Regions from separate parts of the Mus musculus genome. Here region 2 is linked to region 1. The links are chromatin loops, found by intact Hi-C in ENCODE. Cell type or tissue: gastrocnemius. All regions are shown on one strand. Links, peaks and the distances in the headings refer to the core of each region. The heading gives the core; the rest is flanking DNA. Region 1 overlaps Cobl (cordon-bleu WH2 repeat). Region 2 holds the start of Gm12002 (a long non-coding RNA gene).

Region 1 (16,296 bases), core at 3,633-11,632:
ACCAAATGGCTCCAATGTTTAAAAGAAAAAGCCAGCTGCAATTGGTTATTGAAGTCAGAAGATAATCAAAACAACAAAAAGCAGAGGTAGATTTTGGCATAGTCACACTCATGTAGATGGCTGGAAAGAGGAACTCAGTATCACTGTTTGGCAGTGTCACTGATATACAATACACAGAAGATAAAGTTTTAATAATAGTGACAAATGATTGTATACATAGTTTATGAGAGTTTGTGACTTTTTTCTGCATAGTCCAAACTCCCTTCCTCATCTCAAGTTAATAAATAAATACTCAGAAGAAGATATCTATGGAGTATTACATACTAAATAGCATAAATACTTGATTTAATGGAACATAAGCAGACCAGCACCTTCCTACTATTATTTAAGTAATCTATTTGAGTTGTTTAGATTTTACTTGAGGCATGTACTCTGGATCCATTTATAAAGATTTCTATGGAGGACAACCTACAACAATCAGGAAATTGCCAGCATTCAATACCTTTCCATCTGCATATAACAAGGCAGAGTCAAATCACTTTAACTAGAGAGTGAGACTAAAAGAAGCTTCATCATTTGTACACACACACACACACACACACACACACACATACAATTACATGCATGGACACACACATACACACTTAGAAATACACTCACATGTAAATACACAAACAAACACAAACACTATACATACATACAAAACACACAGACACACATAGTGATACACACATGCATACAGATGCACACATATAAATACATATGCACACACAGAGACACATATAAATACACACACATATAAATACACACAAACACAAATATACACACACAGAACACACACATTCATACAGACACACACATATAAATACACATGTACACACAGAAATACGCACACATATATAAACACACAAAAACTACATATACATACACATAGAAAGCATACATAGATACACACACTTAGACACACACCTATAATTCCATATGCAGTCATACACATATAAATACAACAAAGAGAAACACACATAAAACACATATGCACACATATAAAACACACATATGCACACACAGACATACATATTAGTATACACTGGCACACACACCCACTCATATATATGCACACATACAAAACACACATATACATATATAAACACACATATATATACACATACTAAAACACAAAAACATACACACAGACACACACATAAATACACACATGCATATAGAAACACACATACACACAAAAACATATACAAACACACACATACAAATAAACACATATAAAATGTTTTTAGTCCAAGACAGAAATCCATTATGCTAAATGAAAACAAATATTAAAGACAATAAAGTAACTAAGTAATTATGATTAAATGTATAGTTTTACTTAAAATCCTTAGATAAAAGTTGGAATGCATTAAAAATAACAATAAATAACTATGTTTTCAAGTGAGGAAGTCAAACAATTCCTTTCTTACCCTTTTGCTTTTTGTGATCTTTCTTCCATTCAAAAAAAGAACCTCCCCAGAGTATATATGAAGTAGTTATTGTCCAAATTTACCAAATTATCTCAGCATGAATCTCAATGCCATCCCTGGTGAAATATCCTTTCTGAATGCTCAACCCAGTTATCACCCCAAAAGGAGACACCTAGCTCCACGGGGGACATGGCAGGAACTATCACATAGCTTTATGGGAAGCCGCCCTTCAAAGGAGCTTTGCTCTCTAATTACAGGTGCATGGCTTCATCCACAGCGGAAAGCCCTCTTAGCAAAGCTACAAGCCGGTCATTCTGACTGTGACATAAAAAGAATTCTTTGATCTTCCTCACCACACAGTGGAGGTCAAGTATGGAGTTGTGATAGATCATACATTCAGCCTATCTCTGGATGCGTGTTTCCAATAGTAGTCATTGGCAACACCCTTCTCACACATATTTACGTCCCAGGTGCATGCTCACACATGTACCCATACATGTACAACATGGCCAAAGTTAAACATGTAAGGGAGGGCTTCCAAATCACAAAAGAATATGGCTGAAAAACTGGAAATTTTACTTCTTAGCCATTTGTCTCCATTCCCTTTAAACTGTTCTACACTTGGGCTGGAAGTCCAGATGTCCCCTTAAGTGGGAACTCAGAGTGGGAATTTAAGAGAAGACCTTCCTCCTCTCCCCTGGGAGTAACCCACTCCTTACGAGGGGGTGAACCCCTAGCTTGGAGAATGGGCTTCCATCTCAGCACCATAGCCTCAAGCCCACAGCATCAGCACAGCTGGCAGCAGCGAGACTGAGTCAGAGGCCATGGAGAGGAAGGCTCAGGGAGGCATGTCTGTGTGGATGCTCACTGCGGGGTGGCTGAGTGTTCTTCCTTAGTTTTACACTGTTTATCATTTCCTTCAGGTGTTTCTCTGTCCCCTCTCCCTTATCTTTTACCCTATCAATATTAACTGTTCTTATACCATGAATCAAGCCCAGACATTAGAAAATAAACCATCACTTCAGAAAAGGTGACTTATTATAGTTCATGGTGACAATACTTAGATTTATTATATTTAACAGTGTTGTGTATGCTTGAAAATATATGCTGATGGAAGCTTTAGCCACAGAAACTATTTGTAATATTAATAGAGATGTTACTATGATCAGCTTCTATCACAGAGTCTATTTGTATAGGAACATCATATTGTACAGATAAAGTTATATATTTTTCCATTTGTTGGTTAAATAAAGGAGTCTTCACTTGTTAAACTATACAAAAATATTGTGCACTGTTTATGGACACTGGTTAAAGAACACATCTTTCTCTGGGTGGGGGAATGAATGCAGCTTCAGAGGAACCATGTGTTCAGGGAGAGGAGAGCATCAGAGATGCTGGGCTTAGAGAGGCAACAGCATTTGTATGTACTGTGATTCTCAGAGATTAACAAGAAATGATACAATATAAGTGTGACGAGACATTGTCTGTGAGCTGTGGGAGATGGGTGGGTGGCTTTGTTCATCTTCAGCCGTATGAATTGGGGCTAGGAGCATTTCTAAAGTGCAGAAGAACCCTCAGCAGCATGCACACAGGAATAGGATGCTGAGGCTCTTTGAGTCTCCTCAGTCATGAATCCACAGCCTGTAAACAATGCTCATGGTAGGAGAGAAGGTCAATTTGGGACTCACTTAAGATGAAAAAAAAAAAATCAATAAAACATGCCTGATTCAACCTGGAAGTCACAACAAAAGCTGGCTATTCGGAAGAAAATGGAAGGTAAATGCAGCAGTAGGGAATTCTGGGAGCTTTGAAAGATGCTGTAGGAGTGGACATCCATGTCACAGGATACCTGATGCAAGGTCCCAAACATTAGAGATGAACTCACTCCAGCACTGCAGAAAAGCTGGGGTTAGACACTGCCAGTGAACACACAACTGCCCTACTTGATCTGCCTTGGCTGCTTAGCCTAGGGAGAAAGTAGACAAGAGAGCTGGCAGGCATACAACCCAACATCAGACATCTTCAGGAAGAAATAACTCATTGTATTACGTCTGTGCACAGCACATTGGCCCAGCGCCTACCATTCTCAGGGTGCAAAATGAAAATAAATCCAGAGGATTAGAACAAGATAGTGAGCAGTTTGAGATAGCATAGGTGCTGAGCAGTACAAAGATTCTACAATTCTCTGAAAAGAAGCCATAGCATAGGAAGCCTGTCTCCACACAGATCTAGATCAAGGCGCAAGCAAATGTGCCCCGGAAGTTTGCAGGAGCACCATAAGAAGAGAGTTGAAGAGGTCTGCAACTATAGGTGGAACAACAATATGAACTAACCAGTACCCCCAGAGCTCGTGTCTCTAGCTGCATATGTCGCAGAAGATGGCTTAGTTGGCCATCACTGGTAAGAGAGGCCCCTTGGTAATGCAAACTTTATATGCCCCAGTACAGGGGAATGCCAGGGCCAACAAGCAGGAGTGGGTGGGTAGGGGAGCAGGGCAGGGGGGTAGGGTATAGGGAACTTTCAGGATAGCATTTGAAATGTATATAAAGAAAATATCTAATAAAAATAAAAGAAGAGAGGTGAGGTTAGAGAAGTGGGGAGGTCCAAGGAAGAAGTACCCTGCCCAGGTAGCCAGATCTGCTAGGCCCTGAGCTAAGGGGGCTACAGATAGCATCTCTCTAGCTGTAGAGGAGCTGCATCAGGACTACAAGCCCAAGGTTACAAGGTGGCTACACTGACTGTGCACAAGGAGGGGGAAATCAGCCCTGGCAAGGTGATGGCGAAGGGGCTGTGCCACAATGTGAGGTTCTGTGTTCTCCTTGCAGGAAGCAGATGTCCTAATGATGGGTTAGGGGTGGAAGAGTAGCCAAGGGAGGCAAAGAGCATCCTAGGTTTCTGTTTAGGCATGGGTAATACATAACCATGGGTCCAGCGATCTTCAAGTCATCCCTCCACAGTATCTAAAGCAACTTAAACCAATAAACATGCAGCCAAGAGAGAGCCAAGCTTTATATTCATTTGTTAAAGAATAGGGAGAAGAGCCAGGAAAAACTAAGGATGGATGTAAGAAATAGCAGATCATTCTTTAAGGGAACAGAGAGGAAATTCGTGTTTAAAAGGGACATTTTCTACCACCAACATCCCTATAAATACTATGTTTTTAGTAGAAGTTAAAACTCTGTGCTTTCTTTTTTAACTCAGTGCTCACTATGGTGAATCACCTTTTCAGGCTCTGTTAAGTATCACACGCTAAGCATCAGCCATTATTGAGTGTGGAGTAACATCTGAAAGCCCATGGCTTACTTCTTGGTAGGAGGTGGTAGCATCAAGGTGGAGCTTAGTGAAGACAATTTAGATCACTAGGAGAATAGCTTTGATAGGAGTATTTGAATCTCATCCTCTTCTTTATTGGATTCCTGGCCACCAAGAGATGAGTAGTCTCTGAAACATTTTTCCTATGAGCAGCTACCTTATATAAGCCCAAAAGCAACAGGCTAATCAACTATGAACTGAAATCTTCAAAATGTGACCTAAGATAAACCTTTCTACTTTTTAAATGGAAGAGGAGGAGGGAAGGGGGAAAAGGGAGAGAGGGAGGGAAGAGAGAAAGGGAGGGGCAGAGACAGAGAGAGCAACAGAGACAAAGAGTATTTATGGAGATGGAACACAAGATCACATACATAAAAGGACAGGCTAACATGCATCCCAGATTGTCTTACTTTTCTGACTTTAACATGCATGTGCACATGTGTGGGTGTGCATGCAGAGACCACATGTGAATGGTAGAGCTCTATTGCTCTCCACTCTTTACTTTTAAGAGTCGCTGGGATTCTCCTGTTTCTGCCTCCCTCCCAGTGTTGGGATTACAGGCACACATTGCCAAACTTAAACATGAGTGGGTGCTGGCAAGTCTGAACCCAGTCATGCTTGTGTGGCAAACACTTTACCCACCCCAAGCCATCTTTGTAATCTCCCTGTCTTAAGCTATGTTACTTCAGTAACACATGCTGATAAACACATCTCTAATTGGACAATTAGAAACCTAGCGAACTCTGGCATTCCAGATGTTTTGGGTGCTGACAGGATGCTTATGTTTCCCACTGTGAAGCCTCTCAGATTTTGAACTTTTAAATTAAGGACTATCAGCTAGAAAACCAAACACAAATACTGCAGATATTTCTTCTGCCAAGTATTTTGGATAAGGGGAACTAATCTGAGCTCTCACTGCAAATACTTTGGGAGGAGAATTCGCTGAAGCTTTAAACATAAATGTCTCTGTAGTGGCTTCCACACTGGCCTGAGGAGGGGCATAGTATGATTATTTTATTTCTAATATGATTTTCCCGTTTGTTATTTCATGGGGGGCACATATTGAGGTCAGGCAGAGAACAACTTGTGCAGTCACTTGTCTTCTGCCATGTGGGTCCCAGGAATTGAACCCAGGTCCTCATACTTTGCATGCTGAGTCATCTCATCAGCCTAATGTGAACACTTTGATTACCACTTTTCACAAGTACAGAGAATAAATATTTGATAATTCCTCTCAAATGTGTATCGAGGTCTATATACCTCTAGTGTATAAGTGTTTCACAACTAAGTCGTGGGAAAAGAAATGCAAAGCTGCACAGCTTCACAGGGGTATGGCGTTTGTTTCTGGCAGGGGCATGCCCTTCTGGGAATCAATGTAGTAACAGTCTTCTGAAAGCCATAACATTCCCAGATGCACTGATTCACTAATTCTTCTGCTAGCTCCATTAAAAAACAAAACAAACAAAAATCTTCCAAGGGAAACCAGTTTTGGAGACAATGGTGGACTGCATGAGTCAACAGCAAGGAGTGACAGATACATGAGCTTCATCAAGAAATGGCTGAGAGCCTGCACCGTGTCCCCCTCCTCAGCATCACGTTCTTCCCCTAAAGACTTTGGGTGGCGGTGATTTTGAATCCACCCAACACAGGGAAAGACAGCACTATGAGGTCAGAGTCCAGCTGCCAACAGACACTGCCCAGAGTCATTCATTCCCTGGCTGCACTGCAGATGGACCCCAGGGTCTGGTATGCTAGGCAAGGGCTTTCCACTGAGCTGGATGCCCGACTTCCTTTTATGGAAACACATCCAGCCTTCTCACTATGTTGCTATGAAAACAGGGCAAAAAAATTTTAAGCATATGATGTTAAATGAAGGAGGAAAGAAATGAAAGCTGCCAATCTGTTTGTGTGTCAGTGACTCTACCACTAAGAAAGGCTCAAAGTGACAAGAAACCTTGGTGACTGGAAGCATTTGATGGGATTCCCAGTCTGCTCATCCACATATTAGAGGCACAAATTGGACTCTGGGTAAAAAGACAAAGTGGGGAGGGAGATTAAGTTCAGAGCAATAGAGGGCGTTGTGGTCTTGGCAGAGTTAGAGTTGGGAAGTGGGCTGGATATGATAAAATTTACTGTATGACATTCTCAAAGAATAAATAAAAATATATTTTTAAAATTTCCATCTGCTATTCATTTTATAATTTTGAATAAATAATATAGAGATACAGTCTATACAAAATTGATTTCTAACAAAAGTTAGTTCTACTCTACAAGCACAGGGCTCAGCCTTCAGGGTATATTTTCTTATTAGCAATTTGTGAATGTTCCAGAAACATCTTGAGCTTTTCCAGGCTAGGACACGCCTGACTCCTTGTACTTGTGGGAACACTGACACCATGTGGTGGAGTCAGCTCTACACACACACTTCTGGCAACCTCTGGGAGTTCATTGTCTTACCCAGAGACCAGTGGCAGCTGGGAAGGAAGACGGGCTGGAATGCATGGGAAATCTGACACAATTTCTTTAAGATGGTATTTCTAATAACTGTTTCTAAGTTGTCCTGGGTTCATGGGCTTCCTTGATATTTTCTGGAGTCATAAATGTCTGGCATCAACAAAATCAGGGCCTGAGGGTAGAGACTAAAGCAAGTGTTGAATATAGAACCCACTGCCAAACACTGCAGGAGGCTCTGCCCACACAGGGGAGACAATGCCATGTTATCACAGTTTGTCCCATGAACTGAACAAAGCACATGAATAAACTGTCTCTAATTTCAATATTATTTATGTTTTGATCATTGATTCTTTGATACATGCATCAAAAAGCTTTTGGCTGCATGGTAGCAAGACTATAGTATCAATGAGGCTCTTAATGAATTTTAGATTGGTGCATTTGTAGAAATTATTTTTAAGCAAATGATGGGGACTGTTAAAGGTAGATTATATCTCATGGCTAACTCTAGACAAGGTCTGTTCCTTGCTCAGGGTTCCTTTACTAATGACAAGTTCTCTGAAGTACATTCCCCTGGGTGGGCATAGAAAGAGTATCTTCCTGGAAAGTGTGGGATTTCAAGAAAAGTATTTGAAGTGATTAGAAAGGTACTAAGTATATTTTATGAGATACAAATGACAAATGAAGCTAAATCTTGGAACAAAGTAAACTTCAGTTTACAGAAACTGAATTTGCCTGAGAAGAGGGTTACGCAGACCATCTACATTCATACTGTTTTTTGTTTGTTTCATAGACATAATAAACTACTTAAAGCTTTTTAAGAAAAAGCAGTCAAAAATATCTGCAGCCTCTCTGATAAGGCTCCACTGTGTTCACCATTTCATAAGGCTTCCTGTGAGGGGTGCTAGCTGAGCCCTGCAAAGACTCAAAGCAGCCCGATGGGAGAGGAGTACCCAAGACTCACAAAGCCATTGCCACACAGCTTGTAAAGCAATACACAGCCCTTCACAGGGCCTAGAAATATTAGGTATCAAGAGATGGATCATTTGCAGCTTATCACTGGATCTACATACTGGCAGTCAACACAGTCCACAGTATAACTAGGAGGGGGACAGCTGCCTTCAGTCCTTCAAAATAGAGAGCATACAACATTATGAGGACTCCTGTGACCCCAATGGCTGATGCAATTGGATCCTGCCCTCTGGTCAGTTAAGGGTGTACTTGCCTGCAGGGGACAACAGCAAAGTGACAAGAAATGGTAGCACAGTGTTCTTAAGAAATGCACAAATGGACTCAACAAGTCCAGCAGATTTGATCAATCATCCACCTCTGGAAGTAGGGTTTCTGTGTCTGTGATTGGAAGATTAAAAGAGATCATACAACTAGGCTAGGTCAAGCTGGGCCATCTGCTCCTAGGCTTCCATTGTTTCCAAAATGAGTGGCTCACCTAGCAGATCAAAGCTTCATTTTCAGACTTTGTTTTACATTATTTGTTTTTACATTACAACTACCCATGGACTTTTCTAATAGAAATCACATATCCCAGAGATTACTCCATATCAATAGGTAATCATCTTTTTCTTCCCTCACAAGTCTGCAGTCCTCAATCATACTGAATGGTGGCTGTTTAACCTCTCAGTCCCCCACTGAAGGGCCCCTGGGTGTTTAGCTCCTGCTAGTACAATAATGCTGCAAAAATGGTCTCCTGAATCATCACAAACTCTGGCAAAGGATATTTACAATTGATAGGTTTCTATTTGTAGGATTTCTGATGCAAAGAATAATAAATCTACTTATAGTTTGGATAGACATCACCAAATCCTCCAATTTAAATGCTATAGTATTTTACATTCTGCTTAGTAGCACATTTAAAAGTCCCCAAAGATTAGCCAGAAGAGGTGATGGGTGAACTTCCAAAATTTTACTATCTAATACATAATAAAAGAGAATTTCAGTGTAAGTATAAGTAGTATTTTTCATGACTAAGTTTCAACTATTGTCAATAATTTACATACTATGAACATAAGTTTTCTTTCTGCCTTGTCTATTCACTGCCATGTACTTAGCAACTTAAAGATGCCTTCTCTATGGCCCTCTTCCATGGGATATTCGGAGTTTTACAGTTTCTATACTATTCTCACATTCAGATTTCCTCTTGTTGCCACTCCTCTTTCCCTGGATTGCTTCCTTATGCCTTTATTCTTCATGCTGTCATTCAAGATTTGCCCCCCACAGTCAAATTTATTAATGTTCTCATTAGTACAACTTGAGTTTGAGCCACAGTTAGAAAATTGTTCACACATGGTTTTTGGTGGTCACGTGCCAAGTTTCAATATGAACATGCAGATTGTGATCTTTGGATTTTTTCTGGTGTATGCTGGGGAACATGCACAATGTTTATTCTTCTTCATGGTCATTCCCAACCCCACTTATTGATGGTCACTGCCCTTGCTGTTGAGTTGATGGTACAGTGTTCTGTATTGTCTGTACAATTGGCTCCATATTTTCCTACTGCATCGCTGCTACCTGCTAGAATTCTCAAAGCTTCAAAGTCTGCTTGAATAGATCAGTAAGGCTTTTCATTCCCCAGGCTTTTCAGGTTTTCTTGGATCTTCTTGCTTGTTAATTTTTCAACTAAATTTTTATTTATAATTAACTTTATAATTAACTTAACTGGTTCTAAAACAAACCTAACTGAAACAATGGTACTGAATAACCTATCCAAATGTGTGCCCTCTGTTTTCATAAACAGATCTATGGTCACATATGCTTGCAGGATCCTACATTATTTTTAAATGCTTTGAATATTTCCTATGAAGTTTTTGCCCAGGATCTCTCATCTATGATTCACCCACCTACTGATCTACTTACTATTCATCCATCCATCCATCCATCCATCCATCCATCCATCCATCCATCTATCCATCCATCCACATGTTCATCTACTTATTCAGCCAGCTAGCCATGCACATCATAACTATATTCTTTTTTCTATGTATATCAAAATAGCTCACACAAACTAGCAATGCCTACTACAAAACTAAGCTACCATTCATTAATATAGGAAGAGTTACTACCTGGTTATATAATAGCGTCAAATATGTGAGATGAAAGCCCTAGGATATAATAGGTTCCCTACTCAAATAAAAGCAGTTTGTTTATCGAGTGTGTGAAATATTAGAAGACATTTTTCAACATCTCTGGGATAAAACAGGTTGATGAAAGACAAGCCTGAAAGAGCAATATATTTATGGCGATCACAAAACATCTTCTGTTGATTTAAGTCTGTTTAATAGCAAAACAAACACAATGCCTGGCTGATGAGATTAGTTCATGTAGGAACTTACTTAAGACTACAACAGAAGAGGTGTCGTTAAAATCATTACATAATTCTATTCAGTCTGATGTGATTTGTATGGGAAAAGACATGAGCAAGTGTGTGTCCCTGGGCTCAATGGAGCTTCTGGAATTGCATTAAATCTTCAAAATTGCAAACACTCTTACTTGACAAAAAGAGGTGGCTATAATGAAGGTGGAAGTCTGGTTTTCATAGTGCATTAACATAAGGACATCGAGAGGAGGAAGCTCGTGAGGTCAGAGCATTAACTTGTGTTTTTAAGTGCACACAGCAGATGAGTACGTCTCAGCACAGCTATGCTTAGAGACAAAAGTACATAATTACCAGGGGCACATATTTATTTATTTCCTTGAACTTTAAGTTGTAATTGGACTTTTGTAACTAAGGTAAGTTTGACTTTTTCTTAGGCTCGCTGAGCCAATTCACTTAGATGACAAGCATTTTCCTCAGTCTGAATGAGCTGACTTTCACCAACCCCAGACCTTGACAAAGAACAAGCCTAAGTCTGTTCTCAGATAAAATTCTCCATTCTTGACCCCCCCCCAAATAGACTTCTACCCCATGACAATACAAATCATTAAGAATTTGTTTGCCAAGCCTAGTAGAAAGTAAGATTATTTAAAAGGCCTTGAGTCTTACAAACAGACGGTTTAGAAATTAACCACTGGGAAAAGAACAATGAATGTGATGAGCATTTGACAAATGCTAACACAGCTTTTTCTCCCTTTATACCTCCCAGAAATCACCCATTCCAGTGTGGCTACAAGCTAATGGCTCCCAAGTTTTGGCCATGAACAAATTTGGAAGATAATTTTTGACCATAGGTCACTGTGCTTTGGAGTATGTTGTGTGGAAAGACATTAAAGAAGTGAACGGTGCTGATGTGGCAAAATTGTTCCACCCTTATAGACAATTCATAGAACATGCTCCTCAGTTTATGTGAGTACATGTGGAAAGATGCACTGAAGTAATACTGAGACTTTTCTGTATCTGTGGAATGGGTGAAAGACAACTCATCTTTCATTTTATTAAGAAATGTCTGCAAGAAAAATTTACTCCTCGGGTTTAATGATATCATAGCGAAAACTTTTAATATCTTTATGTTATCTTGAAATCATCATAAAATCTCCACCTAGCCAGATGATGGGGGTATACTTCCATAATCCCAGCACTCAGGAGGCAGAAGCTGGCAGATCTCCGAGTTTGAGGCCAGCCTGGGCTACAGAGTAGATCCCAGGATAGCCCGGGCTACACAGAGAAACCCTATCTCAGGAAAACAAAACAACCTATGAAAATGTTTTCAAATTGAAAGCTATATAGTCACAGAAATAAAAAATGTAAATGAGTATTTCTAGGTCAGACTTTATTTCAAGGTGTTAAGAAATATTTTCAAGTATCAAAAACACACTGGATAGAACAAGATTTGATGTGCAAACTAAGAGTGTAGCATCATTAATGACATGGAGAGTATGCCCAGGTAATTTGTGTGTGCACGTGTGCATTAGCGCATGTGTGTAGAGGCTAGTGAATGGGCTGAGTAGAAGCCAGAGGATCATTGTATGTCCTGCTCTGTCATTCATACCTTCTTTCTTTGAGACAGCGTCTCTCACTGAACTGGGAGCATGACATTTCAGCTAGACTGGTTGGCCCCTGAGCTTCCGGGATCTACTTATTTTGATCCTCCAACTCTGAGGTTATAGACACACAAAGCAGCCATTCCTATCTTTATGTGTCGATGCCAGGCACTGAGCCATCCCCTTATACCCTGTCTGGATAAATTTTAGAGGTAGATGTTAGGCTTTTACTAAAAATATTCAAAATATAAGTACTCATATGGTGCAATGATTTATACTGTTTTGGGTATTTAACATTATAAGAAAACTTTCAAGACGCCAATTTTAAAATGTGGGGAAAATGGAGTTTTAAGAGATTCCTTTCTGGGTTCTGTGGACGAAGTCTAGTTACAGAGCCTAATAAATCTGAGTTGCCAGTGGCCATAAACTATCAGCTAAAATATTGAACACTGTCCAAATAAGTACAGGAAACTATGTGCAGCCTCTAGAAATGAAGCAACAGCGTGGACTAAAGCTAGTCTCCAGTTTGTTATCTGCAATGAGAAGTTCTGGCTAGCAGAAGCACCCGCTGGATTAAGTACTCACGTTCAAGTCCCCTCCAGATGCTGACTTCGCCGGGTCCTCATCACTATCTGCACCTGACAGCCCAAGATGCTCAGCCTAGAACACAAACATGCACCCCACCATCAACTCCAGGAGAAAATAAACTCCCAACAAGAGCAGGTATCCTTACAGCTACGAAGGCAAAACCAAAACAAAACAGAACCCCCAAACAGACAAACAATAGCACAGCCAAGCTTGAAGGCAATGGAGGATGCAGAGTCCTTGCTTGTTCCTCACCTTATGAACTAGAACGCTGTTTTGAAACAGTTCCTAACCAAAGCACTCCCTCAAAATCAACCACTGAATCCACAACTCTTGGGAAAAAAACTTCTTTTTTCTTCTTTCCCCAAAGCATTTCTTTATTTGAAAATATATCCAATTTAGAAATAGTAGTGGACATAAACTGGCAAAGTTAGAATAGCAAATCAACTGATTAACTGGGTCTTAAAAAGATTTCAACTTTTGATCTCTGTGTAGTTAATGGCTTGAGTGTACACAAAAAGCCATTTACCAAACAGCTGATTCCATCTCTATCCACAAAAGGCAAACAACAATATACCATCAGCGGCATAATCAGGTAGAGAGAACTAACTAGAAAACTCAATTCCCTAGCTTCTTAATGAGAATCTAGGGACTTAATCAAAGAGTTAATACTTTCAAGTAGAACTTAGGTTGACATTTAGGAATGTTTTTGAAACAACTATTTTGAGTATGAGTAATGTCAAAAGTGATACAAAATTGACATGCATTAAAAATTAAAATATTAAACCTTTGTCCTTACTTGCCTCAGCCATAATTATGTCCCTTTAAGGCATATACTTTATTAACATTTTTATGGGTATACATATTTACTCACCTAAACACACCTATTCATATTCTTCCTTAAAGGCAACATACTAGAATATAACTTCAGTTCGAATGCCTTCCTAAGGCGCCATTCTTGGATTTTATGCTGTACTGAGATCAGAGCTTGCCTGCTTGTTATCATGCCACATGATTTTAAGAATCGTTTTAAAGTTACTTACTCAATGTGCTCTTTATAGATGAAGAAATTGAAAGTCACACTTTACTAAGCACTGTGCAATGTGAATGGATGATTGACATCGAGGACTTAAGACAGGTGTTCATTCTAGCATGTACTATCACTATAACTGACTAAATTACAAAGACGTGAGCTGCTTTACCATACTGACGTACAGTGATGATCTTCTCTCTCAGCTTTCTAGGGACACTAGGCAAGGATGCATTGAGCATGCAAAAATCTCTAATTATAGCAAGGACAGAGGCAAAGAGCTAGGAAGTATATGCATAACACACTCAGCCCTGTCTACTGAGCAACCCAGAAGAGACAGGGCTGAGTAAGTAAGTGGATGATGTCTAGAGCAAAAATACATTTAAATAAAGCAGTAATAAATGAAAGATGAGGTACATAAAGCGTGATAAATGACCCTAGGAGTTCAAGGCAGAAAAGACAAGCTATTGCATAAGAAGAAATTATTATAATGAACAGGGCAGACTGTGTATCACCAGTGACTCTTTCCCTGATAGGACCTGGGTTCCTGGTGTTTGCCCTTCCCATTGTCAAAAGGTACAGGGTCTCCACACTTCCAGTAGATAGGCAGGGCCTCCAGTGGAAGGATGGGGACACAAACCCACCTTCAAAATTTTTGACCCAGAATTGTTCCGGTCTAAAGAAATTCAGGACAGAAACGGAGCAGAGATTAAAGGAAAGGTCATCCAGTGACTGGCAAAACTTGGGATCTATCCCATGGGCGACCACCAAACCCTTACCCTATTACTGATGCTATGTTATGCTTGCAGACAGGAGCCTAGCATGGCTGTCCTCTGAGAGGCTCTACCAGCAGTTGACTGAGACAGATGCAGAAACTTATACCCAACCATTGAACTGAGGGGTCAGGAACCCCCGTGGATGAGTTAGGGGATGGATTGAAGAAGCTGAGGGGGATAGTAACCCTATAGAAAGACCAAAAACAGTATCAACTAACATGGACCCCTGGGAGCTGCCAGAGACTAAGCCACCAACCAAAGAACATACATGGGCTATTCCAGGGCCTCTAGCACATATGTAGCATAGGACTGCCTTGTCTGGTCTAAGTGGGAGAGGATGTGCCTATATCTGTAGAGACTCGATGCCCAGGGAAGGGGGATGTGAGAGAGATGAGGGGGATGGGTGGAGTTGGTGGAGAAGCACCTTGTCAGGGGCAAAGGGGAGGGGGATGGGATGAAGAACTTTTAGAGGAGGGAGCAGGAAGGGGGCCAATATTTGGAATATAAATAAATAAAACAATTAAAATAAGTTAGAGTGTCTCTAAACCCCAAGCTTTCACAGTTGCCTTCCTAGCTAAACCAAGTGTTTCCCTACCCTTCTATGTTGCTTTATCTGCTGGGAACTATGTCTCAGTGAGGGAGTTGCAGATTCAGCTAGATCTAAGATGAAGGATGGGGAATTAGGGTTTTATTATGAACTGGTAACCAAGGGGACGGCAGAAAACACAGTCCCGGCAAGTTCATCTAAACAATACCAGGAACAAAAACACAATTAAGAGCCCTAAAGAATTCTGATTCTGTAATTTCATTTATACTTGACATGAAAGGAAGAGGCCACGAAAGGAAGGGGAAGAACGGGGGGGGGGGGGGGTGAGCTACTTAAGAATAAAAAGATCTCACTAATGAGACATACCCTGAGCACCAGTTTTCAAAGAACACAGACAAACAGGATAAAGAGCACAAAATATATAATTATATACTTCATCCTTCACAAAGCAGAATGAGAATACCATTACAAGGTTTCAGAGGAAGGAAGAAGAGGCTGTGAAATCTCTAAGGATGTGAGAGTTTTGTTGCTCAGTGTCTGGAAATTCATGCAGCAGTCTAGTAGAATGTGCTGCTTGCTGCCACAGCTGGGCAGAGCTTGGTATAGTTCAAGGACACCAGGCAAAGCACCTTAGGTTTTAGCACCACCACCAGCAAGCACAGAGGAAATCATAATTTCCTTCTGAACTGCAGGCTCAGAAGGAAAGAGCCAAAGTCTACGAAGCTGAGCTGAGCGACTTCCTCACCTCATAGATGGAGAGACTGTCCCATCTCAGAGAGTGGGATGAGGTCAATTACTTATAGTAGTCTTTTCTTTGTAAAAATGATGTATGTGTGGTATGTGTATACATGTCTCACATACACGTGTAGCTGGCTTCCTACAAGGAGCTGGGGATACAAACTCCGGTTTTTTGTTTTTTGTTTTTTTATTACATATTTTCCTCAATTACATTTCCAATGCTTTCCCCAAAGTCCCCCATACCCTCCCCCCACTTCCCTACCCACCCATTCCCATTTTTTGGCCCTGGCATTCCTCTGTACTGGGGCATATAAAGTTTGCGTGTCCAATGGGCCTCTCTTTCCAGTGATGGCCGACTAGGCCATCTTTTGATGCTTTTGATACATATGCAGCTAGAGTCAAGAGCTCCGGGGTACTGGTTAGTTCATAATGTTGTTGCACCTACAGGGTTGCAGA
Region 2 (16,296 bases), core at 4,165-12,164, 44 kb before region 1:
AAACTGCCACCATCCACATCTTCTCTTTGTAATCTCTCTCAATGAAGGGATGTTAGTACAGTTTTAAGTTTTAGACATATGTCTCACATCTCTGTTGGCATCTATGGCCACCAGCTGATCTCGTGTCCAGCATGGGCCCAGGTTCAGGGAATATGAGGCTTTGGTCCTCCCTTGACTAGAAATGGGGTGTTGGGTTTGGAAGCTGATTTAACAAATTGACATGCTACTTAAAGTATGTATTTCTAAAACATTCCCACAATTTCTCCCTTAAAATTGAGCTGTTTGTTCATAAAAAGGAGGAGGAGAGCTTGAAGGGAGGAAAGGGCTCTCATCATGAAATAGAATAGCACAGTTCAAATGAACTGGTAATTGTTTGTTGTGCTTTTCAATCTTTTAAAGAATGCTTCTTTAAATGAACCTTTTTATTCTATTTATTTGTTATTTATTTAGTATATGTTTGTTTGTACCTTTGTGTGTTCATTTGTTTAGTTTATGTATGTTTACACATTTATTTGTCTGGCTATTTAGTGTATATGTATTTACACACATGAGTATGGGTCTGGGCATCACTTGCATGTGGATGTCAGAGGATAACCTGTGGAAGTTCTCTGCACAGGTTCCCAGGATCAAACTCAGGTATGAGGCTTGGTGGCAGAAGCCTTTATCTCTGAGCCATCTCTCCACCCCTTCTTTTTTATTCTGACAATATATTCCTCTGGGAAATGGGAAGAACAGATATAAAACACAGGTTGTTACTTCTTAGGATAACTGATTCTCAGGATATGAGATGCCAGGCATTACAAATAAAGTACTGAGTAAAGCAAAGAATGCTGACCAACAGCCAACTCACCCTTATTAACATTTAAGAATTTGACAGTGCAACCACTTATGATTGGGAGTATTGTCCCTGTGGGGCTAAAGACTTGTTGTCGATGGGGAAACAATGGACTGTCGGAAACTGTGAATGGCTCATGGCTTCAGCCAGGGTTCTAATGGAAATTTTAACCAGAGAATCCAATGCTGCAAAGTTCTAATCCCTTCTCTGCAATAACTGGTTATATTCTTACTACAGTGAAATAGTGGATACTAAAAGATTTTAAAACAAAAATGAGCCTCCCGAGGCTCATGGATCTTGGAGGTCCAGCCCTTAGTGTTGTCTCCTATGATCTGTAGCACACAAGGGTGGGGTATAATGATCTTACAGGTTACTCCTTGCTTAGAGGTGTCAAAGACTCTATACTGGTTCTTTTGAGTTCTCTTACTCTCAGCATTGGGTCTTTGCTAGCTGTATCAGCAGTGTATAAATGGGGACCCATAGGCTAACATCCAAATGCTCGGAACCAGAGGTGTTTTGGATTTCAGATTTTTCTAATTATAGAACATTTACATATACATGATGAGATATCTTGGTGATGGAACTCAAGTCTAAATATAAAATTCATTTATAATTTATATAGAGAGAATCTGACGGTAATTTTATGTAATTTTAAAATAATTTTGTTCATAAAACCAAGCTCCATGGTACAAGTTTGTGGTATCATGTTGGTGTTCAAATGGTTTCAGATTCTGAAGAATTTCAGATTTCAGACATTCAGGTTAGGAAGGCAAAAATTCTATATACCATGAGAGGTCTAAGATGTCTTTCGAATGACAGACGACTTTTCAAACAGCCTCTACACATATCCTCCAGTCAGCAACACATGCCACAGCCACTCACATGAGCCCCACTTGTCACTGTCTCCTCGGGTTCTGCGTTCTTTAACCACATTCCATCCTCTCCACTATCTTCACATCCTTTATGCCTTCCTCAGTGTAAATAAGATATTAAGGCAATTCAGAGCTAGTCATTTCCAGACATTCTTTAGCATACTTGCTTTCTGGTTAATGTAGTTAACAAGGACACCACTGCCAGGGTTAACAAGAGTGTCTTAAAGCAAGCATCCCAGACATGCACAGAGCAGGCCACATTCACTCACCCACTGTGCTCTTCCTGTTCTCTTCCTTATCTTCCTTGCGGTTGGGGACCACAGGACTTGGTGGTGGCTGCTGTGGTGGAGGAGGAGCTGGCGCCCGCCTCTTCTTCTTCTGGAGATCAGCCTGTGAGCTGAGGGAGGCCTAGGAAGCACAATAAAGGACAGCAAGGATTAGCTGGTCTGTAAAAGGATTAGTTGGTCTGTAAGAGGCAAAACACACATGGAATGCATGCCCCTCAGAGGCAGGCTCTGGGTGGCATGGCCATAAAAGGAGAGCTGTCACACTGCTTGTCCAATTATGCTTCTCTTAAGCAGCTGTGGTCTTTCATGCTTTGGTGTAGACCTGAAGTGGCAGGGTTACTTCCAAATTCCCTAGTTCCCTATTTTGTGCAAGAAGTGCCTATTTTCTAGGCATTTTTGGAGACTTGCAGACTTTCCTAAGCATATGAATAAGAAAATGTAGTTTGTCCTTACTGAAGAACAAAGAATTAACTTATTCATCCTGAAATAGGAGACGTGCTTGTAGATGGAAGCTTAGATCCCACTCTTCCTCTTCCTGCAGACATCCCAGAACAACCAGGCCCAGCACAAGCCACACCATGCCTACTCTGCATCTAGGCCCACAGTGAAGCATCTCTATATGGGGCCTTCAGACCAAGATGGGGATATCAGTCTCCCATTCTAGAACAGATATCCAGCTGTGCCTCGGATGGGATGAAAATGGAATTCTAACACTACCAGCAGCGTGGGCAGGTATCCCCAGTGAAAGTAAAGTCTGTGACTCACTGATCACAACTCTTTGCTTCTGAAGGACTCAATTATTTTCCTGTCCTCCTAGCAGTCAAAGTTACAACTCGTTCGTGTCACTTGATTGAGATTCATTGAAAAGGAAGGGCATAAGAGCAGAGGATGACTCCACTCTTTCTTGTCTTCAGTTCCTCATAGTAAGGTCCTGCCTAACCATTACTAAAGCTTTCCAGGGCTGGAGCCTATGCATCAACCACTAGTACCACAGCTCTGATGTGGGTGCTCTCTGGTAATTTAAACATGCTTCATGAATATTAGAACATAGAATTGATACAGCACTAAGCTACAATAATCCTCCTTTCTTAACTAGAAGGGTGCGTGTGTGTATATCTGTAAAACATTTATAAATATTAACAGTAATATATATTTACTATAAAATATGCAAACCTCTATGGTGAAACAGTGAATGTATATGCCAATAAAAGGTGAAAAAAATCATTTTGTTTAGAGCAAGTACTAACTATAGGCATATCTTTTTTTTCTAATTTTAATTTTTTCTCTTTTAAAAGTGATGCTTTTTATTTCCTGGCTCTGTAATATACCACAACAATCTTGTTATGTGCTCAAAGTTCTTTGTTATACTTTGCATAAGAAAACAGCCAAAGCTGGGCATGGTGGCATACGCCTTTAATCCCAGCACTCAGGAGGCAGAGGCAGGAGGATTTCTGAGTTCAAGGCCAGTCTGATCTACAAACTGAGTTCTAGGACAGCCAGGGCTACACAGAGGAAACCCTGTCTCAAAAAAAAAACAAAAAAAAAAAAAAAAGGAAAAAAAAAAGAAAACAACCAAACAAACTCAAATAACCCTTCAAAGCTTAGTTGTCAACGACACTTAGTTAGCACTTCCACTTTAGTAGCATCCACAGAAAACACCTTCCTTTAGAATTCACTGTTTTACCACAGAGGACAGTTCCTACACTGTCTTGATTTGTGAGTTCTGACGTGCTGCTCCAAAAGATAGGGAGTTAGTTCTTATACACACAAGGGCTGATTTGTCTTCTCCATTATGATTCCAAAGCTGCAATCTGAGACTTCAATCATCATCCACTATCAGTCCCCTCAGGAGTGCATTCTCATCAACAGGTTCTTTACCTCAAAGCCACTGTGGTTCAACATTCTCACACAGAACATACGAAGTCCTTACGTGTTGCCCCGTGCCCAGCCCTGAAGAGGAAGCGTCACTGCATCCTCCTGCATCCTCCTGCATCCTGCCTGGGGAACTGACTTAGTACTTAACTCACTCTTCCTAGCTGAACTTCCAGGAAATTCACTTTTCCTACTCTGTAGATTTCCTGTTTATGGAACAAGCTGTACGTGATTTTTGAGACTTTGAACTTAAAAATGTTCAGATCCTAAAATGTCTTTATCCTATTACACTGTACACGAGTACAGAGGAAAAGTAAACTATTAGAAAATAGTGGAACCATACAGGCCTGCCTGTTCCCAGTCTGTCACTGTGCCCATGGGATACAAACCCCACTGTGGTGCAGTCTTCAGCATGCTTTCCTTCCCTGCTGCTGACCTGTAGTGTCCTCTCCATGTGACCAGATAGTCCATGCTGGGGCAGAGCATGCTTTTTCTGAGGCATTTATATTCCTGCAGCCTGCAGAATGTTCTAGTTCTACCTTTTGGGTTTGCCTTACTTTTATTCTTTCTGTTTTTCCTCTGTGAACATGGAGGAAATCATTCGAATGCAAAGGTTCGTGAACCAATTATCCGTTTTTCCTCTAATGTTCCTGCCTCTTTCTTGGAAATTTCCATTATTTGACTGCCCAGTTTTCTTGAGTGTTAAAGTATGTTGCAGCATATTCAATTTCCAAGATTTCTACTTATTTTGAAATCAGCAATATGGTCTTCTTTATTGGGTATATTTCTCTCATTTTCTTTTGATACCATTACAATATTTTTATTTTTATTATTTTTAACTTTATGTGTTGCATTTCCTATAAGTCTCTTTTCCTTTACTTCTACTCTCCAACCTATCTCTGATAATCTGATTTTAACCTGTCTTAAAATATCTGTGCTTTTTGGTTTTTTTCCCCTTTTTTCTAATTAGGTATTTTCTTCATTTACATTTCCAATGCTATTCCCAAAAGCCCTCCATGCCCTCCCCCCAACTCTCCTCCCCACCCCTCCCACTTCTTGGCCGTGGAGTTCCCCTGTACTTAGGCATATAAAGTTTGCAAGACCAATGGGTCTCTCTTTCCACTAATGGCCGGCTAGGCCATCTTCTGATATATATGCAGCTAGAGACACGAGCTCCGGGGGGTACTTAGAATACCCAAGATATAAGATACAATTTGTAAAACACATGAAACTCAAGAAGAACGAAGACCAAAGTGTGGACACGTATCTGTGCTTTTTGGATGACCACTTATATTGTTTTGGAGCAGAGTGTCTATTCACACAATTATAAGATTCCCTGGACATCCGGGCAGAAATCTGGTCTGCTGAGAGGAAAGAGCTCCACATATCCACCTGTGCAGATTTCTCTCCTAAGTCTGCCCTTCCCACACAGAAGGGTTCTCAGCTGACTTCCCTTCAGGGTGCAGAGTGGAACAGGAGGAAAAGGCTCTGAGCCCCTCTTGGAGTATATGAAGCACACTATCTGTTTGGTGCTGACTTAGCCATGTCTGATGTCTGAAGCCACCTGGTTGCAGTTGGGAGCATAGCTGCTTGGGAAAAAGCGTCACATGCTTTTCCTGCTCAGGCATGTAACCTTCAGTCATCAGCTTACTCTGTACTCTGGGGTGCAGTGGAGTCTGCCCCAGATGCAGTAGCCTAGTGGGGTTCTGGGTCTGTCTGATGCCTGTCATGTCCCTAGGAGTAAATACTTACTTGCCCCCACTTTGTCGGGCATTTATCATAGCACCTCCTGAAAACCATCATTATTTAAAATTATTTATTTAAAAATAATTTTTAAAAAATTATTCAGTCACATGGGGATTCAAAAGGAGAGACTTTAATTTGCTTTATAAGCCATAGTTTCCTGTTTACTAAAGTATAGTTGATAAGAAAGTATTGCATATATTTGAGGAGCTGAAGGTGATGGTTTGCTATATGTATATATTATAATACAATCATAAGCTACTTACTACATCTATACTCTCACATGCTGATGTATATATTATAATACAATCATCATAAGCTACTTACTACATCTATACTCTCACATGCTGATGTATATATTATAATACAATCATAAGCTACTTATTACATCTATACTCTCACATGCTGATGTATATATTATAATACAATCATAAGCTACTTACTACATCTATACTCTCACATGCTGATGTATATATTATAATACAATCATAAGCTACTTACTACATCTATACTCTCACATGCTGATGTATATATTATAATACAATCATAAGCTACTTACTACATCTATACTCTCACATGCTGATGTATATATTATAATACAATCATAAGCTACTTACTACATCTATACTCTCACATGCTGTTACTTTTATGTTCATAATCATTCTTCGCCCTCCCTCCATCCCCTTATCCTGTATGTAAACTTTAAGCATTTTCTTAAGCTACTGTTACTCAGTTGGACAAATGAGGCATCAAGAACTAAGGCCTTTAGTTGAATTTGAAGTTTGTCTTGATTATTACAATCTACTGTTCCTTATAAGACTCTCAAATTTCTCTCCCCAACATTTATCTTTTCCTTTCCTCTTCAGAATTTATTAAGTCCATTTATTTTAGTTTCTTGAGTAAAGATGTAAAATTCAGAGTGAAGACAACAGAGTCCAAATTTATGTATCCCAATTTAAAAATCATTTGCAACATTAAGATGGAGGGATAGGAAGCCCTGGTTCTTGTTCCACAGAAGCAGTGACTTAACATCCACCCGTGGCTCACAAAGCTTTAATGAGAATGGTTGTGATCAGCCAGGGAGTCACAGCACCCAGACCACTCAAGCAAGAGCAGCCACATGAACCTGAGTAAGCAAGTCGATTCATTTTAAGTACCACATCCCTTCCCCCAAAGTCAGCACAGCTCAGATCTCCCTTGGGAGGAAGGAGAAGGAATCATAAGGACACTTTCCAGATTTTAAGAAGGGTTGCCTAGGCAGGAACTGGATCGGTCCAGAGTGACAGGAGAGCTCCTAGGGAGCTGATGTCTTTTGGATGTGGGCAGATGGCAGGAATTGAAGAAAGAAGAATTTAAACGCTGGTTGATCCAGAGCTCAGAGACCTGGCATTGCCACGAAGGAAGGCACGGCACAATCAGAAGTAAGTACCAGCTCAAGATTATTTGGGGGGGGGGGGTTTACAAGAGTGGTAAGGGAATGGGATGCTTTAGATTTCTATATAGGCTTGCATGATTGAGTGGTTTTGGTCACATTTGACTGGTAGTGCAGAGTAGAACAGTTCTGATACCTGGGGAGTTACCCAGACCAAGGGAGACCAGTTGTAATGTCAGAGACCTGCAGTACCACAGACCAACAGCAGAGGGAGGAAAAAATTATATACTACTTGAAAAAAAGAAAATCATAAATATCTGTCTGGGAACAATCACATGAGGCCAGAGAAGATACAAACACAGGCAAAGTTTGAGCTGTTCCCAAGATCTGCAGATGGACTTACTACCCTGTTGCATCCATAAAATGCTAAACTCTATGGTCTGGGAGGATGCATGAGTTTTGTTGTTCTGTTCTGGTTGTTTTGTTTTGCTTTGCTTTCTTTTTAAAATGTAGAGTTTACAATAACAAATAAAAGTCCAGAAAACTGTGTCGTGAGAGAAGCAGCAAGTTAAATCTCTAGACAAATAATCCTAAAGAAATGGAGAGTGGTGGCCTGAAAATATTAAAAGCAATTTTCTTGGTAGCGTTTCATGACTTATAAGAGGCCAGACAGACAGATGAACGAGTAAGCAACATGAGGAACACTATGTGAGCAACTTTAAGATGAACACAAAGACAAAAGCCAAAGAAGAGAGGACATGCTGGGTCTGTAGAACACAGCAAAGCTGGGAAGTCCTTAAGGGTTTACCCAGCAAATCTAATCACAGAGAACAAAGGTTCTGCAAACATAAAGGTATGCTACTAGAAATGATTGAGGCAGAGGACTTTCTAAGAAAGAAGGAAGGTGAGTGCTCTATGAGACGACATGGCAGGGAGTGATGTACGCATCACAAAACTCCCAGAAAAAAAAAGAGGGGGAAAGGGTAGATAGTGGCTTATCTGGAGAAATAACAATCAAAATCTCACTATGTAAAACTTCAGGTAGATCAAAGGATTCCAACAGAAATGAACTCAAAGTAAAGCAGATGAAAGACACCCTGTAAGGTAATCATCCAAAGACAAAGCTAGAGAGAATCAGTGCAGAGTATCAAGAAGGGACTGCTAAATGCTGCACATGAGCAGACCATGAGATGAGAGCTTCTTCCCAGAAGACCCTTTGTAGAGCAGAAGTGGTGGATGGTTATGTAGGAAGGTGTGCGGAAAAAACACAGTGGCAGCCAAGAATCCACTGACAAAACCATCTGCTAAAAATAGAGATCTAAAACAATAACTGCCCAGACGAAGGTCACAGAGCTCTCTGTATAGTTTGTTCAAACAGTTTCATAATTTCAGGTATTACTTCGAGGTCTTTAAATCCACCTTGAGCTAAGCTTGTGCATGGGCTGAGATAAAGGTCCAATGTTATTCTACCACACATGAAAGTCCAGTTTCTTGAGAGCAATTTAGTGAAGAAACTCTTCCTCACTGGGCTCACTTGGTGCCTTTGCTGAAAGTCAGGTGACTGTAAACCAGTGAGTGTATCTCTGACCTTTCTGTCCCATCTCATTCACTAGTCTATTTTGATGTTATCTCTCTGTTGCTGCTTTGATTATAATAGTTTTATAACATACTACACTGTACTTTGAAATCATGGAGTGTGCTGTCTTCCACTGTTTATTTCTCTCTCCCCCAACCCCATGGGGTTTCGTTTACTAGGGCTCTTTTTGTAGTTCTTTGTGGATTGTTTCTTCTGTCTCTGTGAAAAACAACATTGAAGTTTTGATTGTATTGAATCTGCAGAGTTCTCTGGGCGTTATACACATAAATAACACTAATACTTTTAATATCTAAACCATGAATATACTCTTGTTTACTTGAGTCTTATTCAGATTTTATTGCCAATGTTTTGATTTTTGCTCTCCTTGGTTAAGGTTACAAAAACAAGAGGAAACAAATATGAGCAGACCAAACTAAAGGACATTTGTATAGCAGAGAAAGACAGAAAAACACACACACAGGGAGAGAGAGAGAGAGAGAGAGAGAGAGAGAGAGAGAGAGAGAGAGAGAGAGAGAGAGAGAGAGAGAGAGGAAGAGAGAGAGAAGAATAAGAGATCAGAAATGCAGGAATGAGTTGGGAGAAATGCTTGAAACTATAGACTCAATCCAATACAGGGACAAAATATAAACTATATAAGAAACACTAACAACTACACATTAATCTCAGTTAAACAATGGCCAAAGGGTCTGAACACAGAGCCAAAAGAAACCAGGCATAGTGACTCATAGCTGTAACCTGAGTGTTCAGCAGTGTAAACCCCTACCCTAAACAAACAAAACCAGTTCTTGTTTTATATATCAACAGAATATTAAAATGGCTCAACAAGTCAAATGATCAAATTATCAAGGAAATAACAGTTAAAACCACCATACTGATTACAATAATGATTATTTTGAAAGATGATAAAATAACTTGGGAAGGATATGGAAAAGAGAAATATTGTTATCACTGGAAGGAATGAGCATGCACAGCCTTCTATTGAACAAAGCACAGGGTCCTCCATGAAGGAGCTAGAGAAAGTACCTAAGGAGCTGAAGGGGTTTGCAGCCCCGTAGGAGGAACAACAATATGAACTAACAAGTACCCCTAGAGTTCCAAACAAAGAAAGCACATGGTGAGACTCATGGTTTTAGCTGCATATGTAGCAGAGAATGGCCTAGTCGGTCATCAAGGGGAGGAGAGGCAATTGGTCCTATGAAGGCTCTATGCCCCATAAAGGGGAATGCCAGGGCTAGGAAGCAGGAGTGGGTGGGTTAGGGAGCAGGGGGAGGGGGAGAGGGGATACAGGATTTTCTGAGGCGAAACTAGGAAAGGGGACAACATTTGAAATGTAAATAAAGAAAACAATGAGCATGAAGGCTCATCGAATAGGAACACATGATCCAGCCCTTCCCGCTCAGGGCACCTATGCAGAGGATGGACACATGTGAGCTGGAGGGATATTTGCTCTCTTGTGTTACTCACAAAAGCCAAAATACACAGGCAGTCTACGTGCCTGTCAGAGGAAGAACACAGACTATACATACTATGGGAGAGAGAAAGAGGACACTTAAATCAAAAGATACCATATTTTAGATAAACTGAAAGAACAAATTGTCATGCTGCCTGATGGTAACCATGGTTTCTAACACTGTAATGTGTATGAATTTCAAATTACTTAAGAGAACAGATGATTAATACTTTTCATCCACAAAAAGAAAAAGCCAAAGGGCTGAGGTAGAAGATATGCCTAGCTTAACTTTTTCTAAATTGTTTCAAGAATCACACTGTACCCATAAAGACACACAATTGTTATTTATTAAAAAATAAATAAATATTTAAACCAGCAGTTTTCAACCTGTAGTTCCTGACCCTTTCCTCCCAAGTGTCATTTGGTCATGGTTTTATCCAAACAATAGAAATCTTGACACTAAACAACTAGAAGGGTGTCTTTTTCAGAGGAGATGTATATGTTAAGGGGAGGAGAATAGGGAATTGTAGTTAGAATGGGATTGGAAGGCTGAAGAAGAAATGGATGGGCGACTATAGAAGTGGGACAGGGGAGGGTAGCACCAGGGAAGCCTTGTAAGCCTACAACCTTACAATCCAATGAAAATGGATAATTGGAAGGATAGTGAAATTCATGTGATCAAAAACAAAGTGTAAAACTGGGAATAAAATAATCAAGAAGGGAGGGGGAGGGATGGGGTTTGGGGAAGAGGAGAAAATAGTAGGTTAACCAAAATTACAGATACAGGAAAAAAAATGCTTTATGTAAAATCACTAGTAAGCTGATTTCAAAATATAACTGAAAAGGGGTGGGGAGCACAGATGGAATTACCCTGCCCAGGTGGATAATATCTCTCACAACGGATTTAGATTAGTTAATAAAAATCAGTGCAAGGCATGGAGTACCTACCTAGGAGTTACTGGTCAGTGAGATCCCAGAGGTCTCCAAGACAATAAAGGTGCATGCACACACACACACACACACACACACACACACACACACACACACATTCTATTGCTGAAGACACCACACACTGTGGCTAAAGAAAGTGAAAAATCAATCTCAAACTGATCTCAAAATATACGTGCTTTCATAGCACTGGAAGGTGCCATGCAGATTGCAGGGGGAATGGAGGTATCAATGGTCTTAGCCAATACTGACCTACCAGACAAGATGTGTCCACTGGCGCAGATCGTGGTGTGACTGTTATTGGCTAATGAACCACATTCTTATTGGATTTGAGGCCTGTCCCAGAAGAGACAATGCCTGGGTCTGTAATTCTGATAAGAAAAAGTCCACAGCTGGAGAAGTCACAGGCCCTAGCACAAAAACTGCTACTGTTATTTTGCTAAATGGCCATGTTGTCAAATTGTCATGGAAATATTTATGTTTATACTTATAGACTTGGGCTGCTCTCTCCCTAAACCTTGGTCAGAGAAGCTTTTTTCCTGCAATGGTCTTAGGACTTAGTCAAAGGACTAAGGAGAGATGACTGAGTGCTCAGCTCTGAATGTAGTGTATTTCTCAACCTACTCCTTCTCCGAATCACCACCAAGGCATAGGGAAAATCCAGGAAGAAGGGGCAGAAGGAACATAAGAACTGAAAGATGGGGAGCAGTGCTAGGAAATGCCAACTTCTGACTCAACAAGTCTATCATACCCAGGAGCTCACACCAGCCATGGCCTGGTTCACAAGTTCTGCCCATGATGACATCATCAGCCAGACTAACATTTGGGAACTGATAGTGGAGTACTCTCTAGGTCTCACTCCTCTCTGAGATGTACTTGGCAGTTGACAGCTGTGGGAGGAGGAAGAATTCTTCTTCTCTATTTTTTTCTTTAAATGTATGGCCGCTGGTTGGTTTCCCATGCTCCAGCGGATGGCCCCATGCCCATGAACATATGGTCCGCACTAATGGGACTTAGCAGGTTATCAGCAAAACAAAACATGAAATTGGGAGCAGGCCATATAAGGGAGAATTTATGGGGAGTTGGAGGCTGGAAATAAGAAAATAAATGACAGTGTTCCACTGTATATATGAATAAAATTCTCAAGAACAGGAATACTAATATAAAATGATACAATAATTATGAAACATATCTGAGAGCTCCTCAAGTAATTAAAATAGACTTAGCATATAAGCTGTGCCTTTAACTTTGTACATGCATTAAAATGTACAAATAGAATTAAAGTAAGATTTCAAATAAATATGTGTATATCCATTATACAAATAGCTGCTCCAAATAGCCAAGATTCATGGACAACCTAAATTTCTGAAGTTGATTGTATGTATTATGAAAAGTGCATTCAGCCTTATGGAACAAAGAAACTATAAAGCATGTTACAATATAGATAAACGTTTGGAAAAATCACATTAAATGGAATGTGCCAGTCATAAAAACATAATGCATAAATCCATTTACACGGGACATCTAACAGCTAAAACTCTAAATCACAAAAAGTAGAACAATGGCTGCTGGGGTATAGGGGATTGCTGATCCAAGGTAGAAAAATTTGAGATCAGTATAGGGTGTATATACCTCAAATTTCTACACAGTTACAAAGACTTATTCTTTTTTTCTAATTTTATGTGGATGCATCTGCTTGTTTGTATGTACACCATGTTCATGAAGGTGCCTGGGGAAGCCAGAAGAGGGTGTTGGATCTCCTGGGACTTGAAAGAGAGGCAACTGATGTGGGTGCCTGAAATAGACTATGGGTCTGGTGAGTCTCACGGCTGCATACTTAAGAGTGATGAAGATTAGACATTGTTCTTTTGTTTTATAACATTAATAACATAAAGAACCCTTATTAGATGATTGCCTCATACTGAGTTTATAAAAGGCCACCAGCATATTTTCAAATAACTGAACAGCAAACCTTGCAATGTTTTGGGAAATATCAACTACAGTATGGTATTCTAAATTCTAAGGCACTTCTAACTTCTAGGTCTGCATAGCATTGGTGGTATGGTGAGCCAAGCACTCTGGAGCTGCAGTTTCCTTGTACTCAACTACTGAGGAATTCTTGGGTAATTGTTTGGCCTCTGGCAGTAATTCTATTTTCCACTGAAGTTGTTGCTGCTAACATTGAAAGCCTTTTAACCAGAATACTTCTGCTAGGCTTAAGATAATCCACTCATTAATTGTGATTATTCAACACTGTGGGTTTGCCTACCTATATAATTTTCTAGCCACTATACCCTAATATGTAAATTCTTTTCTTAGCTTTTGAGATCGGAGTCTCTCTGTAGCTTAGGCTAGAACTCCGTATATGTGAATCCATTGTTGTCCTCCGGCATCAACTTCCAGAGTACTAGGAGGATATAGATGAAGAACCATGTCTTGCTTCTCAACGACTTCGTCCAACACAGTGAGACGTTGCTCATGCTGTTATTTTACTCATGCTGTTATATTTACTTTATCTTCTTCTAATCAGGAAGAAGCTGCTGAGTCATTGCTCTGTGACTGAATCTATATACAAGAGATCCAATGATACACAGACTCTCCAACCTCAACATGTTCAAAGAGAGTGGAGGAAAGGTAATTCTATAATGTTTATACAGTCTTCTAGTCTGGAGATACTGCCTTAACTGTGGCTTGAGGGCCATATTTGGGGTATAGATTTTTTCCCTATAATTCATACTGGCAAACAGAAGGTCTCTATGCTCCCAGTGATGTCTGCATGGTGGCATGTTCTAGAATTCTGCTGCACATCCACAATAAGCTAGAGTTAATTAGGAGAGGGGGGCAAGAAAACAACTCAGGCATACCTAATTTGGAAAAGCAATTTCACCTACTGAAAGATGGTTTCTGCTCCCTCCTAATTTCAGATTTGGAGAAGCATTAAAGTCCAGAGGCTCTGCCAAAGCTGCCTCATGCCACCACTGAAATGCTTCTGCAGAGCCAATCATACCCACTCAGCTAGCACTTGTGGAACAGCAGGTGCCATCCAGTCACAGGCCACTTGTACTAAGCTAATTAAGGCACCGTGTTCACAAAGGGTTTGGCAAGGTCTAAGGCTCTCCAATAAGAAAGATAAGTCCCAGTGGGCAAAATAGTTCTCCTGAGGTTTTTAGAGATTTAACCTGCTTAAAGACTTTTAGTAGAAAGGTTTATAGAGTTCAAGAAAACATGAACAATGACAGCCACAAACATCTATTAGACATTTATTGAAGTTGTCAAGTGTTTCTCATAGAACCACCTCAGGACCCTTTCTGAAGAGATAGTTACTCTAATTTAAAAATATTTAACACGATTTTGTGTATAAGGGGGTATAAGACATGTAGAGGCACGTGTGTGCCTTGGAACACCTGTGAAGATGAAAGGACAACTATAGTAGAGTTGTTTTTCTTTATACGTTTAAGTAAGTTCTGCGGCACAAATTCAGGTAATCAGGCTTGGGCCACAAGTATTTTGCCTGCTGAGCCATCTCACCAGCCTATCTCCTTAATTTATAGAAAGGGAAACTGAGGCTTATAGAAGATAACTTGACTTTTATTCTACAGCTAAGTAGTGGGCACACTGTTGTTATTCTGTCTCTAAAGGGCACAAAACAGAATCTCTCTGGCTGTTCTTTATGTTGGCCTCCTGACCAGGACTGAATGACTCAGGGGTGAGGGTAAGTAGCTGCAGCTTGAATGGAAATCTGTCATCCAATGCTGTGGCAAGTGACTACAAGCTACTAGATTTCTTAATGTTCCATGTGACTGGCTACTATATAAACCAGTTTGTGCTTGAATTTTCTGGCTTAGAGACACTTAAAAATCTCTTTAGGGTACTCTTTAAGAATGCACAACACAAACTGCGGCTCTAATTGTCTGTGGAGCATGCTCCTTTCCTCTCTGGAACCAGGAACTGCACCTTGCTATACACTGAATACTTTGCATCTTTCCTACTGGCTCATATATTGAAAACCTAAGCTCCAATGTGATGGTATTAGACTGGAGTGAGATGGGGACTTTAGGGGTGATTAGGTCATGGTGTTGGACTGAATCAGAGCCCTTTATAAAGTTCCAGATCCCAAAATGGTCCCTAGATAATGTGCCAGCTAAGGACATAGCAAGAAGACAGATGTCAGATAAAACTAGAAGGGGTCCCTCATCAGATTCTATCTCCGCAGCCCTTGTAGCTCAGGTTTTCTAGCTTTCACAATTACGAGGAAATAATGTCTATAGTCTAAGTGCATTTGATATCACAGTTTAGAGAGCACTGGGCTGCCTTGGGCCTATTTGGTTACTTAGTTTCTTTATCTCATTGTGTCAATTATATGTAGTATCAAACTCAAGGTCAGAAAGCATTTCAGGAGAGTAGATGTTAATTAAAAGATTATACATATGAATTCTCACTATGAGACATCTAGCTTCATGCTTCTCACCTTGAGTCCCCCCCACCCCTATACTTTGCTAGGGCATGGCATGCTATAGAAACTTTATGCAAAGTAATTAAAAGCATATATGTTGTCTTCTGTGAGACTTTGTAGCTTTCATCTCTACACAGGTATCCTGGTGGTTTGAATGAGAATGGCACATATATAATAGAATATGAATAATTAGCATTATTATTGTGTGTATAGAAGAGCACTTTGTTCAAATGCTTACAAGATGACTATTATATATAATGTCCTTTAAATATTCTTCTACTCCTAAGATTATATCCACAAATAATTTGAGCCAGAGCAGCTAAGGAAAGCCTGATAGGAGATGAGTGCTTGGCATGAAGGTAAGCCAGACTGCCCGGATTAGAGGTCTGTATATACTGACCAAACAACATTGAATAAGCTGTATACAAAAAAATCCTCTTTTAAAATTAGGACAGAAACAGTGCCTACCTCCCCTGGTGCCTGTGAGGACCAGATGAGAGTACAGGAACACAGAGAACAGAGACCTCTTGGGGAAGATGGTACAGATTTCTTAATCTCAATCTTGGCTCTTCAATATCCAAGAGCAGCCAGCCTGGTGGGAACTGGGACATCCGGAGGCACCACAGCATCAGATCTGCCATGCCTTAAGTCAGGATTCCCCTGGGAACACAGGGTTCTCAAAGGCCAGTATTTTCCTCTATTTTGGTTACCTGAGCATAAACACATTGATAAAACTATTCTATAGGAAAATAAGGTTTATCCCACTGTTTTCTGTACTGGTTTCCATTTCCTGTAAAGAGAACCTTCTTTGATGACGGGTGATGGCTATATTTATCTGTAGGTATAAGGATAAAAGTTAGAATTTAG

The links. Hi-C counts contacts between places; a loop is a spot of excess contacts. Peaks named below come from ENCODE experiments on the same cell type or tissue, not always from the same donor. Only the 100,000 strongest peaks of a DNase experiment are listed, where the experiment ranks them.
Region 2: it touches region 1 in a loop (5-fold over the local background); 14 of 42 quality-filtered maps call a loop at or near these places.

The regions. Positions count from the first base shown.
Region 1 is chr11:12,352,356-12,368,651 of GRCm38, forward strand. Cobl (cordon-bleu WH2 repeat) reads right to left here. Exons shown (of 15, transcript NM_172496.3): 6 at 12,750-12,824. Gm12002 (a long non-coding RNA gene) reads left to right here. Exons shown (of 6, transcript XR_872246.3): 6 at 11,330-12,755. Among named protein-coding and RNA genes, the nearest start is that of Gm30596, 24 kb to the right of the region's middle. In gastrocnemius, for the core only: a CTCF peak has its summit at 7,176; a DNase peak (open chromatin) is centred at 7,192; H3K27ac peaks cover 1,822 bases.
Region 2 is chr11:12,307,638-12,323,933 of GRCm38, forward strand. It overlaps Cobl (cordon-bleu WH2 repeat), which reads right to left. Exons shown (of 15, transcript NM_172496.3): 8 at 1,977-2,115. Gm12002 (a long non-coding RNA gene) reads left to right here and starts at 6,850. Exons shown (of 6, transcript XR_872246.3): 1 at 6,850-7,030; 2 at 12,702-12,792; 3 at 13,507-13,610; 4 at 14,615-14,688. In gastrocnemius, for the core only: a CTCF peak has its summit at 7,240 (motif pointing right); DNase peaks (open chromatin) are centred at 7,235 and 11,946; H3K4me3 peaks cover 3,521 bases; H3K27ac peaks cover 4,255 bases.